Regions from separate parts of the Homo sapiens genome. Here region 2 is linked to region 1. The links are chromatin contacts, found by Hi-C or POLR2A ChIA-PET in ENCODE. All regions are on one chromosome and are shown on one strand. The core of a region is the stretch at or near the end of the contact, and the rest is flanking DNA. Distances in the headings are between cores, read along the strand shown. Region 1 has its middle 48 kb from the start of LINC01429. Region 2 holds the start of SALL4 (spalt like transcription factor 4).

Region 1 (5,204 bases), core at 1,378-3,877:
CATGGAATATGGGGGAATTGCCCCAGACCGAGGGCACAGCCAGTGCCAAGGTCCAAAGGCAGAGCCTCCTGGGGGACTCGTGGAGCAGTAAGGAGGCTGGTGTGGCTGGAGGAGCCAGCCAGGGGGGAGAAAGTAGGGTAGCTGTGGTCAGGAGTCAAGGGAGGCAGAGATTGTGGGGATTCGGGCGTCAGCTGAGACTGCACGTGAGCTATGTAGTCCAGCCTGCACTTCCGTGGCATCACTCAGCCTGCTGTGTGAAGAACAGGGCATGGGGCAGGAGGCAGCTGGGGAGTTAGCACCACGTCCCGATTTGGACCACGATGGGAGCAGTGGGGATGGAGAGAAGGGTCTGATTCCGAATCCGTTTTAACGATGAAGATGGATGGCTGGGTTGGATGGGAAAGCAGAGAAATCGAAAAGTCAAAGAAATCTCCTGTTTTTTTGTTTATTTGTTTGTCCGTTGTTTTGCCAGTGGTGGGATAGAGTTGCCAGGAGCCAAGCAGGTGAATCCTGTAAGAATGCAGATTTGAGGTTGACCAGGAGTTTGGTGGGGGTTTTTTGTTTGTTTGTTTTGAAATGGAGTCTCTTCTGTCACCCAGACTGGAGTGCAGTGGTGCAATCTCAGCTCACTGCCACCTCCGCCTCCTGGGTTCAAGCAATTCTTCTGCCTCAGCTGCTGAGTAGCTGGGACTCCAGGCACGCGCCACCACAGCCAGCTTGCTTATTTATTTATTTGTTTATTTATTTATTTATTTAGACAGAGTTTTGCTCTGTCGCCCAGGCTGGAGTTCAATGGCACGATCTCAGTTCACTGCAACCTCTGCCTCCGGGGTTCAAGCGATTCTGCTGCCTCAGCCTCCTGAGTAGCTGGGATTACAGGTGCCTGCCACTATGCCCGGCTAATTTGTGTATTCTTAGTAGAGACGGGGTTTCACCATGTTAGTCAGGCTGGTCTTGAACTCCTGACTGCATGTGATCCGCCCGCCTCGGCCTCCCAAGCGCTGGGATTATAGGCATGAGACACTGCACCTGGCCTTATTATTTATTTTCTAATACATTGTTAGGAAAGACAGTCAGACTTTAAGAAAATGGATCAACTCAGGAGAAAACGAAGGGAAGAGCTGAGAGACTAAGCCTGGGGTAAGAGGCTAGTGAGATGGCAGGAGAAGGGCAAGGAGCTGAGACTGGACCTCCCGTCCTTCTTTTCTCTTGCTCCCAACCTCACTCTTCCTGCTTTCCTTGGTCTCCCCAGCATCACCTGCCACCCCGTTCATTTCCATGGCCAAACCACCCCTGGGGAAAAAACACAGGAACACAAGCTCTGCCTCACAGCCATAATACAATAAAAAGCTAAAACAACCACAGCTCCCATTTATTGAGAATTCTCCTGGAAGTACAATATACACACACCCACACATCTATATATAAATACACACACACACATATCTATATATAAACACACACACACAATTACATGTGCAATATATACATATGCAACATGTGTACACGCGTATGTATACACACATGTATACCCTTAAAACAACCCTATGAGGTGGGGACTATTATTAGCCCCATTTTAGAAATGAGGACATCAGGTACAGAAATGTTAAGGAACTTGCCCAAGGCCAAGGTGGAGGAGGCCTGGGTTTAGACCCAGACAATCATATTCTAGATTCTACCTGCTTAACCATGATGCGATATGTTGGAAGGGTTTTAGATGGGTGAGGAACATCCTTAGAAAGCATTCTAAACAAGTGCCCATTTGATTTAGGGTATTTATGCATCTGGGACTATCTCAAGCCATAAGTTCTTCTGATTTCATAGTTTTTCAAATACCAAAAAACACTGTACCAACAAAAATGTTGGTATTGTAGTTTTCAAAGAATAGTGCCTTATTAAAAGGGATATTAAAATCTCAAAAAGTAGCTTTGCAGTGAGTAATGGCTAATGACAAATAAATTTTAAAAGGAAATGAGGGTGGCTGTTTGAGTAAATACAGTCCTAGACAAGGGGTGTGTCGAGAGCAGGATTGGAATTCCACAGAAGTCTTTTCAGCGTGGCTGTACAAGAAAAGGAGTCCTTAGCCTGCTATTTTATGTTTGATCATGTCCTCTTGTTAATAAACTTGCTGTGCTCCTATTTGGCAAGCTCCTGGCTATGCTGTAAAAAGGCATTGTCCCCAGAACGTATTTAAATTTCAAATGCATGCCCAATAAAACCGAGCCCAGCGCTGGTTAAATTCTCTGCATAACTCAAGGGGTTATTTCATTTCACTCCTGCTCTTAGGAGTTCTGCAATTGGGTTTTGTCCACCAGCCCCTGCCCCCAAGCCTGTCTTTCTTTCTCTCTGCAATCTGCTAGCGGCAATTAGCCTCAAAGATATACCTTTGTGCTCTGGTTTGGTTTAAAAAGGCATTAATCTTGGTTATAGGGAGAACACTCTATGCTAATGTGTGTTTTATTTTCAGCAAGTCTTATTGATCTGCACTTTCAATTCTTCCTTATTAATGTCCAGCAGCCCAACTTTTAAAGGGTCAAATTTCAAAGAGACTACATCCTCTCCTTGGGAAGTACTCCCCCCTCATATTTCTGGAAATGCAAGTAGAGTATCTGGCCCCTAATCTATATGCATGGATTGAGTCATAGAAGGCTAGAGGGTGCTGGTTCCGGCCCTGGAAGCTAAGGATATCCAAAGGAGAATTTCTAAAAGTCGTCACTGAACTTTTATAGAACGCTAAGAAAAAAAAGAAAACAGAAAATCACCTCTGAATTTGCAAATCTCTCTCTTTTGTTTTGGGACTATCTAAATGTAACTTTTCAATAGTTGCCTACCCCAAATGGTTTTCTCCTGCTATTTGTGGAAATTCCAAAGTTAGCCATTAGTCATTGGTGGCTATTGTTAATGACAGTAATATAAACTGAAGAGGAAAAAGATGATTCCAACCTCTAAACTTAAATTTTTAAAATACATTTCTTGTTTTGGAGTAATTTTAATTTCACCAAAAAGTTACAAAGACATTGTATTAAGAGTTCACACATACTCTCTACTCAATTTCCCCAGATTTTGACATCTTACATACCACGGTAACTGAGAAATGAACATTAGTAAAATACCGTTAACTGACCTCTAGACTTTATTTGGATTTTACTGATTTTTCCACTAATGTCTTGTTCCTGTTCTAGGATCTAAGATGCCACATTGCATTTTTAGTGGTTTCCTTTTTTCAAATCTTATTTTGGTTTTATTTCCGTTGACCTCCCCAGGATACCCCTCCCTCCTTCCCTCCTTTTTTTGGCCATTCAATAAAAAATCACAGAAACGTCGGCCGGGCACAGTGGCTCATGCCTGTAATCCCAGCACTTTGGGAAGCCAAGGCAGGTGGATTGCTTGAGGCCAGGAGTTCGAGACAAGCCTGGCCAACATGGCAAAACCCCGTCTCTACTAAAAATACAAAAATTAACTGGGTGTGGTGGTGCATGCCTGTAATCCCAGCTACTCGGGAGGTTGAGGCACAAGAATCACTTGAACCTGGGAGGCAGAGGTTGCAGTGAGCCGAGAATTGCACTACTGCACTCCAACCTGGGCAACAGAGTGAAACTCTGTCTCCAAAAAAAAAAAAAAGTCTCTTAAATAAAACCTTATTGTAAATTAATACGTATGTATTCTATAAGATGTTGGACAAGGTAAGTAAACAATAAAAATCACTCAATGATGGCTCACGCCTGTAATCCCAGCACTTTGGGATGCTGAGTCGGGTGGATGGCCCGAGGTCAGGAGTTCGAGACCAGCCTGGCCAACATAGTGAAACCCCATGACTACTAAAAATACAAAAAATTAGCTGGGCATGGTGGCACATTCCTGTAATCCCAGCTACTTGGGAGGCTGAGGCAGGAGAATCACTTGAACCCGGGAGGCAGAGATTGTAGTGAGCCCAGACTGCGCCATTGCACTGGAGCCTGGGCAACAAGAACAAAATTCTGTCTCAAAAAAAAAAAAAAAAAAAAAATCAGTCAGAATCTTATCCAAAAATGACAAGTATTATCTTTCTTTTCTTTTTTCTTTTTCTTTTTTTTTTTTTGAGACGGAGTCTCGCTCTGTCGCCCAGGCTGGAGTGCAGTGGCGCGATCTCGGCTCACTGCAAGCTCCACCTCCCGGGTTCATGCATTCTGCTGCCTCAGCCTCCCGAGTAGCTGGGACCACAGGCGCCCGCCACCACGCCTGGCTAATTTTTTTGTATTTTTTTAGTAGAGACAGGGTTTCACCATGTTAGCCAGGATGGTCTGGATCTCCTGACCTCATGATCTGCCTGCCTTGGCCTCCCAAAGTGCTGGGATTACAGGCATGAGCCACTGCGCCCAGCCACCAGTATTATCTTTCTATCCAATTTCCTATGTATAAAAGTAGCTATCCATCCTTCCAATTTCCTATGCATAAGAAAGACATGTGCATGTCTTTTACAAAAATGGCATCTTTTTTTTTTTTTTGAGTCTGAGTTTCACTCTTGTTGCCCAGTCTGGAGTGCAATGGCACGATTTCCCAATCTGAAGTACAACGGCTGCAACCTCCGCCTCCCGGGTTCAAGCAATTCTCCTGCCTCAGCCTCCTGTGTAGCTGGGATTACAGACATGCACCACCACACCCAGCTAATTTTTGTATTTTTAGTAGAGACAAAATTTCTCCATGTTGATCAGGCTGGTCTCGAACTCCTGACCTCAGGCGATCCACCTGCCTCAGCCTCCCAAAGTGCTGGGATTACAGGTGTAAGCCACTGTACCCGGGCATGGCATCATTTTTAATATATGTTTGGAAATTGGGTTTTTATCATATTAAAATATATATAACATAAATTTTAGCATTTCAACCATTTTAAAGTGTACAGTTTACTGGCATTAAATACATTCACAGTGTTATGCGTTGGTAACTGATTTTTAAAATTATTTCATAATCTTTTAATATCCCTGTTTTTCTGCACTTGCTAGATTATAAACTCTATAACAGTAGGACTTTTTTTTTTTTTTTTTTTTTTTTTTGAGATTGGGTCTCACTCTGTCACCCAAGCTGGAGTGCAGTAGCACAGTTGTAGCTCACTGCAGCCTCAAATTCCTGGGTTGAAGCCATCCTCCTACCACAACCTCTGGAGTATCAGGGACCACAGGCACACGCCACCACGCCTGGATAATTTTTCTATTTTTTTTGTAGAGACA
Region 2 (4,987 bases), core at 670-3,169, 110 kb after region 1:
TACAAGGGGCTCAATCAATTATTATTATTACTATCACTTGGAGAGTCAAGCGGCACAATTTTGTCTCGTAGTAAGGCTAACATGTTACAACTATCATCTACTAAAATAAATATAAACAACTATATAAATGAAATTTTCCTTAACCCAATAGTATTTTTTGAGCCATAAACCCACTGCACATTCGTTTAGATTTGTAAGTTAGATCTCCTGCCACACTATCTTACACAGAAAAGGTGTTGAGAATATTAGTAGATTAGTCAGCAAGGCAGGTGCTAATTGGCCTTTTTACTCAGTATCAGAATTCTAAACTGCTTCTATGTATTATTAAACCAAATTCTTACCTTTTCAATCTGGCTGTTGGCTATAATTCTGTCTTACTTGCTTTAAATATTATACATAAAATAAGGCAAGACTTTTTCAGAGACTCAAAAATTGAAGGTTAATCTTCCTTCAACAAGTTTTTACTGATGGCCACGAATATAAAAAAGATGATCAAGCTGATTTATTTTCTGCCTTGGGTTGTCCAAATACCCAGGTGAACACATTGATGAGCCCAGCATTCCATTTTGCTTGTATTCCTGATGAGTTTACAAGCTGGGAACGTGATGAATAACTAATCAAGAGAATGCAATGCACAAATGTGGAGGGAGGGTTTATATCTGCACAGTCCCTTACAATGAAGTAAATGCCAAACAAAGACGCATGCCCAGAGCAGTTATGGAAAGACCAATCAAAGACTTAGCAGGTTGATGATTTCATCATTCATTTAACATTTATTGAGCATGTACATTGTGTAAAGCAGTTAGCCAAATTAAGTATACATGAATTTACGGTATAAATGTGTATACATGTAATATATCATATACACACACACAAGCCCCACTTTAAAAAATTCCAGGCATCATGTGTCAATGATACAATCACTTTGAACGATACACCTTTTCTGTAATAATGTGTGTATTGCACAAAAAAATTCCAATAGTGATTAGTAACAACCAGATACTGTGACAGTGCCCCATTGCCATTCCATGGGAGATGCAAGAGCATTGTCTCAGTAATAAAATATGATGTTATCAGGCATTTATGGCTCCTGGGGAAAAAAATGCAATTGCTTGCTGTTTTGATATTATCTCTGACTATGCTTGCTTATCATTTGCCATTTCTATATTTAGTAGCCAGTCATTTTGAAGTTAAAAAAAAATCAAGGTTTGCATTGTAACCACAAACCAGTCTTTGTGAACAGGAATCCTGGAGGCTATTAATCAGCTTTTAAAGGAGGTAAGTCATGGTGGTGGTGGGGTATCTGAAATTTTGGAAGTTCCGAGCTCACTTTAAGAGTTGAGATGGGTGGGAGGGCTGAAAACACCACCATTCATCATTCTTCAGTTATCTCGAGACTCAACTTAAACATTTTTAATCAAAAAGATGGGAGGGGACACGGGTCACATCTCAGGTTTGGGGGAATGTGTGTGCGTGTAGATGTGAAAACTGAGCCAAAATATTCCACTGTGAAGAGATCTCCCTTCTCGGCTGGTGGACATCAACCTTACCAAGTAATCTTTGGAGCAAGTAACTACCAAATAAAGCCGTTCCAAAACTTCTACGTAAGCTCCTACTTTTTAATGAGTACGCATTTCTCCCCATTTTCTTTTCCTCTCCAAGGACTGAGATAGCTGGAGCAAGGATGGGTCCCCCTCTGATTTCGTCCCCGCCCCAGCCAATCTGAGCCCGGATGCTAATTAGCTGCGCTCCCCTGATGAACACGCCTTTGTCACAAGTAGGCCCGGACTACAAAGCCCAGAATGCCTCACCCCTCCCTGATCAATGAGGGCTTATTTAAATGATCTCTGAGGTCTTGGACCCAGGCCAATCAGCTGTCAGGGCTCATGATAAATCGCAATGCATTATTGATAATAATAATTACTGGGACATGCGCGTTCCGGCCGAAGGGGGGTAAATTTCCCAACTCCAGGAATTTGTGGCGGAGAGGGCAAATAACTGCGGCTCTCCCGGCGCCCCGATGCTCGCACCATGTCGAGGCGCAAGCAGGCGAAACCCCAGCACATCAACTCGGAGGAGGACCAGGGCGAGCAGCAGCCGCAGCAGCAGACCCCGGAGTTTGCAGATGCGGCCCCAGCGGCGCCCGCGGCGGGGGAGCTGGGTGAGTGGGGCTGGGGCGCCCGCCCGGGGAGGGGAGCTTCCCGGACGTACGCGGGATCCTCGAGGGCGCAGGCTTCGGGGAGCGGGCGGCGTCCAGCGCAAATTCAGGAGCCGAGATTTGGGGGCTCAGTGCCCGGGAGGAGAGGTCTCCTCCTCTCCCCACCACCCCGCCTTTTGCACATTTCACACTTTTTTCCTCTTCTCCCCTCTTGTGTAAGTTTCACCCCCAGCTTTCTCCCCTAATTGTAAAATTGACCCCCACTCGCTCCTCTGTTCTCGCTCCCGAAAGGTTCCCTTCTCCTTGTCCTCTGCCCCTCACTTAATTGGTTCCACTCCCCTCACTGGTGTTACCCCCCCCCCTTGTAACTTAGGTCCCCCTCCCTCGCGTCGCTCTCAAAAGAAAGAACCCCGGGGGATCCCCACCCTCTCCACCAGCCCCTTGGGGCTTTTCTTGGAGGCTGGAGGAGGGGCGCACCCCTGGAAGACCCCCCGGAGGAGGACGATCTGTTGCACGCGCCCCTCCCGGGCCAAGTGGGGGGAGGGGGCGCGACCTCTCCCCACCCTCAGGAGCTGGGGTGCGGGCCACCCGCGCTGCGCAGGGGATTGGAGGGCCCAGAGAGGTGGGGGAGGAGGGCTCAATGTTTCCCTTTAAAATTTTTTTCTTTTCTGGATTTCGCCTTTTCTGCCCGGGCTGCGCCGCCTGCCGATCTTCGCCCTAACCTTTCGGGGCCTGACCTCCAGCCATCTTTGATTTCCGACTTCCTAAAAATAACCGCGGCAAGCCCGAGGGTGCGAGCCCCCAGTGGCCGGGGTGGCGGGCGCGCGGCAGCCCCACTGGGGTGCACCGGCCTCCCGTTTTGCGTGGCTTTTCTGGAGCGCTCGGCTTTCCACATTTGCGCTTGGGTGTGAAAGGGGAGAGGTGGGGGGCCAGAGCGAACTCCCGCGGCTGACCTGGCCCACGCTTCCGCGGCCAGCGTTTCCCAGATCGAGGGGAGTTCGGGACCCCAGCCGCGCCAGGAACGGCGGGGCCAACTCTGTTCCCACTTCATCACTTCACCGCGGAGGTTTTAGGAGCGAGGCGGTTTTCCACTATCTCGTCTCCATCCCGGCCCGCCAAATTGTCGCCTGATAAGTTTTTAGCGTGCGCGTGGGGGGAGGGGGGATTTGTAGCCTCCTCTCCGGCCTTGTTCGTCGCTCCGCTCCCCGCCTGCTTTCTAATTTCCCTGCAGCAGACGGGTGTGCGCGGCAACCCCGGAGGACTCTCAGAGACCATCTCTGATACCCGGGGTTTCCCGAGAAGACGGTCGCCACTTTTTGGCTTCCGTATCCCCGCCTTTTTGTCGGAGACTGAATGTAATACATTTCCCAAGTTTATAATACGTCAATAGAATTCCCCGTTTAACATTTTTCCAGGGCAAATTAAAAGGATCGGCTTGACGGAGGGGATGGCTGGGCGTTTTCGGGGCGCCGGGTGGTCAGCGCAGCGCGCACCCGAGGTCCCAGGCGCCTGGAGGGACTCTCTTTGTGCCTTGGTTGGGGGCGGGGTGGGGTGGGGGTTGAGGGGAGCGTGAAGGCTTCGTGGCCTGGCCCACCTGGAACAAAAGGGTTAACCCTCAGCCCGCCTGCTTCCTCCGGAGAGGAGGGGCGAGCTCCTGGTTCTGACCCCTCCCCTGGTCCTACGCTGACCTCCCCTTCCCCCTTCATTTTGGGTGGGCGCACACACGTGGGGCTTTTGGTGGTGTTTGGCACCTTTCGGGAGGGAAGCTTGTTACGAGAGGGCTTCTGAAATTAACGATGGTTGGAGTTTGGAATCAGAGTCAACCTGAGCTGAGCTAAAACCTCGGGCCTGGCCGTGCGCTGCCACTGCGATTTGGGAGGGAGGGGAGTTGGCTATTGATCACCAGGGTTGTCGCGGACAGCCCACCCGGCTTGCGCGCGGGCGCCCCCTGGAGGCCCAGCTTGAAGCCTAGCCCTTTGCTGGGAGGCGGGGTCCCTTCGCAGGTACTGGCTCACACCTGGTGGGTGGGACGGGTTGTGGGGGTGAATGGAGAGTGCTGGGCTGGGCCAAGGATGGGTACCCTAGGGGATTCGTGCCGGTCGCCTGCTTGATCGTCGTCTGTGCCCGCTGTTCTTTGCCAAGTGTGGAATTCTTGGTAATAACTCCTGGCGGCTAGAATGTGTTTGCAGAGCCTCCAATTGCCTCCTTGGGAGAGAAGGTTGTTTTCCCAAGCAGTGCGTTTTTAATGGCTGCGTTTGGGTTGTTTGCATTTGAGCTGCCTAAAATTATATGTGTTAGGTATATAATGTAGACATACATATCTAACTTAGATGTATGTATATGTCTCACATAATTTTTTAGAATGCAGATTGAGCTGGTCTTATTTTGCAAAGCCATTCGAGAATGCAGTTTTTGAGGGAGGAAAATGACGTCTGGCGATCAATTAGCAGATCAAAAAATCTGCAGGTGGTCGCAGGGCTAACACTACATACAGGAAAAATTAGCATTTTCTCAAAAGAGTTTCAAATGCCCTTTGTGCTAAACTGGATTACAAACATCAACGATTAGGATTCCCAAGTTTCGAATAACTTCCTATTTCCAATTACTCACCAAAATGACCTACGCTGGCTTAGAAGGATTTTGACGTTAGTTAACGTTTCAGGTCAACTTTCTACGTTAGACTTCATGTGGGTTTCCCATAGGGAGAGAAGCTACAATTTGCCAAACAGCTCCTTTTGTTGAATAAAAATGTGCAGTGCAGAAGCAAATGATACTTTGTCATTCGTGCTGCTGTTAGTGAGCTTCCTCCTGGGCTGTGGGTTGGGGAAC

What was found. A loop is a pair of places that touch in the nucleus more often than their neighbours do. ChIA-PET counts read pairs that join two places held with the same protein, here RNA polymerase II (POLR2A). Pooled maps may share reads with other maps.
Region 2: a loop to region 1 is called in a map of Caco-2, with 4 times the contacts of the local background. The contact joins the promoter of SALL4 here to the enhancer-like site in region 1. A Hi-C loop is called at or near these places in 2 of 168 maps with a recorded cell type or tissue (Caco-2 and Calu3) and 2 of 50 pooled maps. POLR2A ChIA-PET finds 5 or more read pairs at or near these places in 6 of 52 experiments (AG04450, Caco-2, H1 and 3 more).

Annotation. Positions count from the first base shown.
Region 1 is chr20:51,907,819-51,913,022 of GRCh38, reverse strand. No RefSeq gene overlaps it. Among named protein-coding and RNA genes, the nearest start is that of LINC01429, 48 kb to the right of the region's middle. Within about 2 kb of position 2,627, at least 5 of the 41 ENCODE cell types and tissues checked have a DNase peak (open chromatin) inside an H3K27ac peak, as active enhancers do; they include PC-9, where a contact is called at or near this core.
Region 2 is chr20:51,799,453-51,804,439 of GRCh38, reverse strand. SALL4 (spalt like transcription factor 4) reads left to right here and starts at 1,919. Exons shown (of 4, transcript NM_020436.5): 1 at 1,919-2,161. The coding sequence starts at 2,032. RefSeq lists enhancers at 1,573-2,214, 2,858-3,500, 4,016-4,065, 4,213-4,987.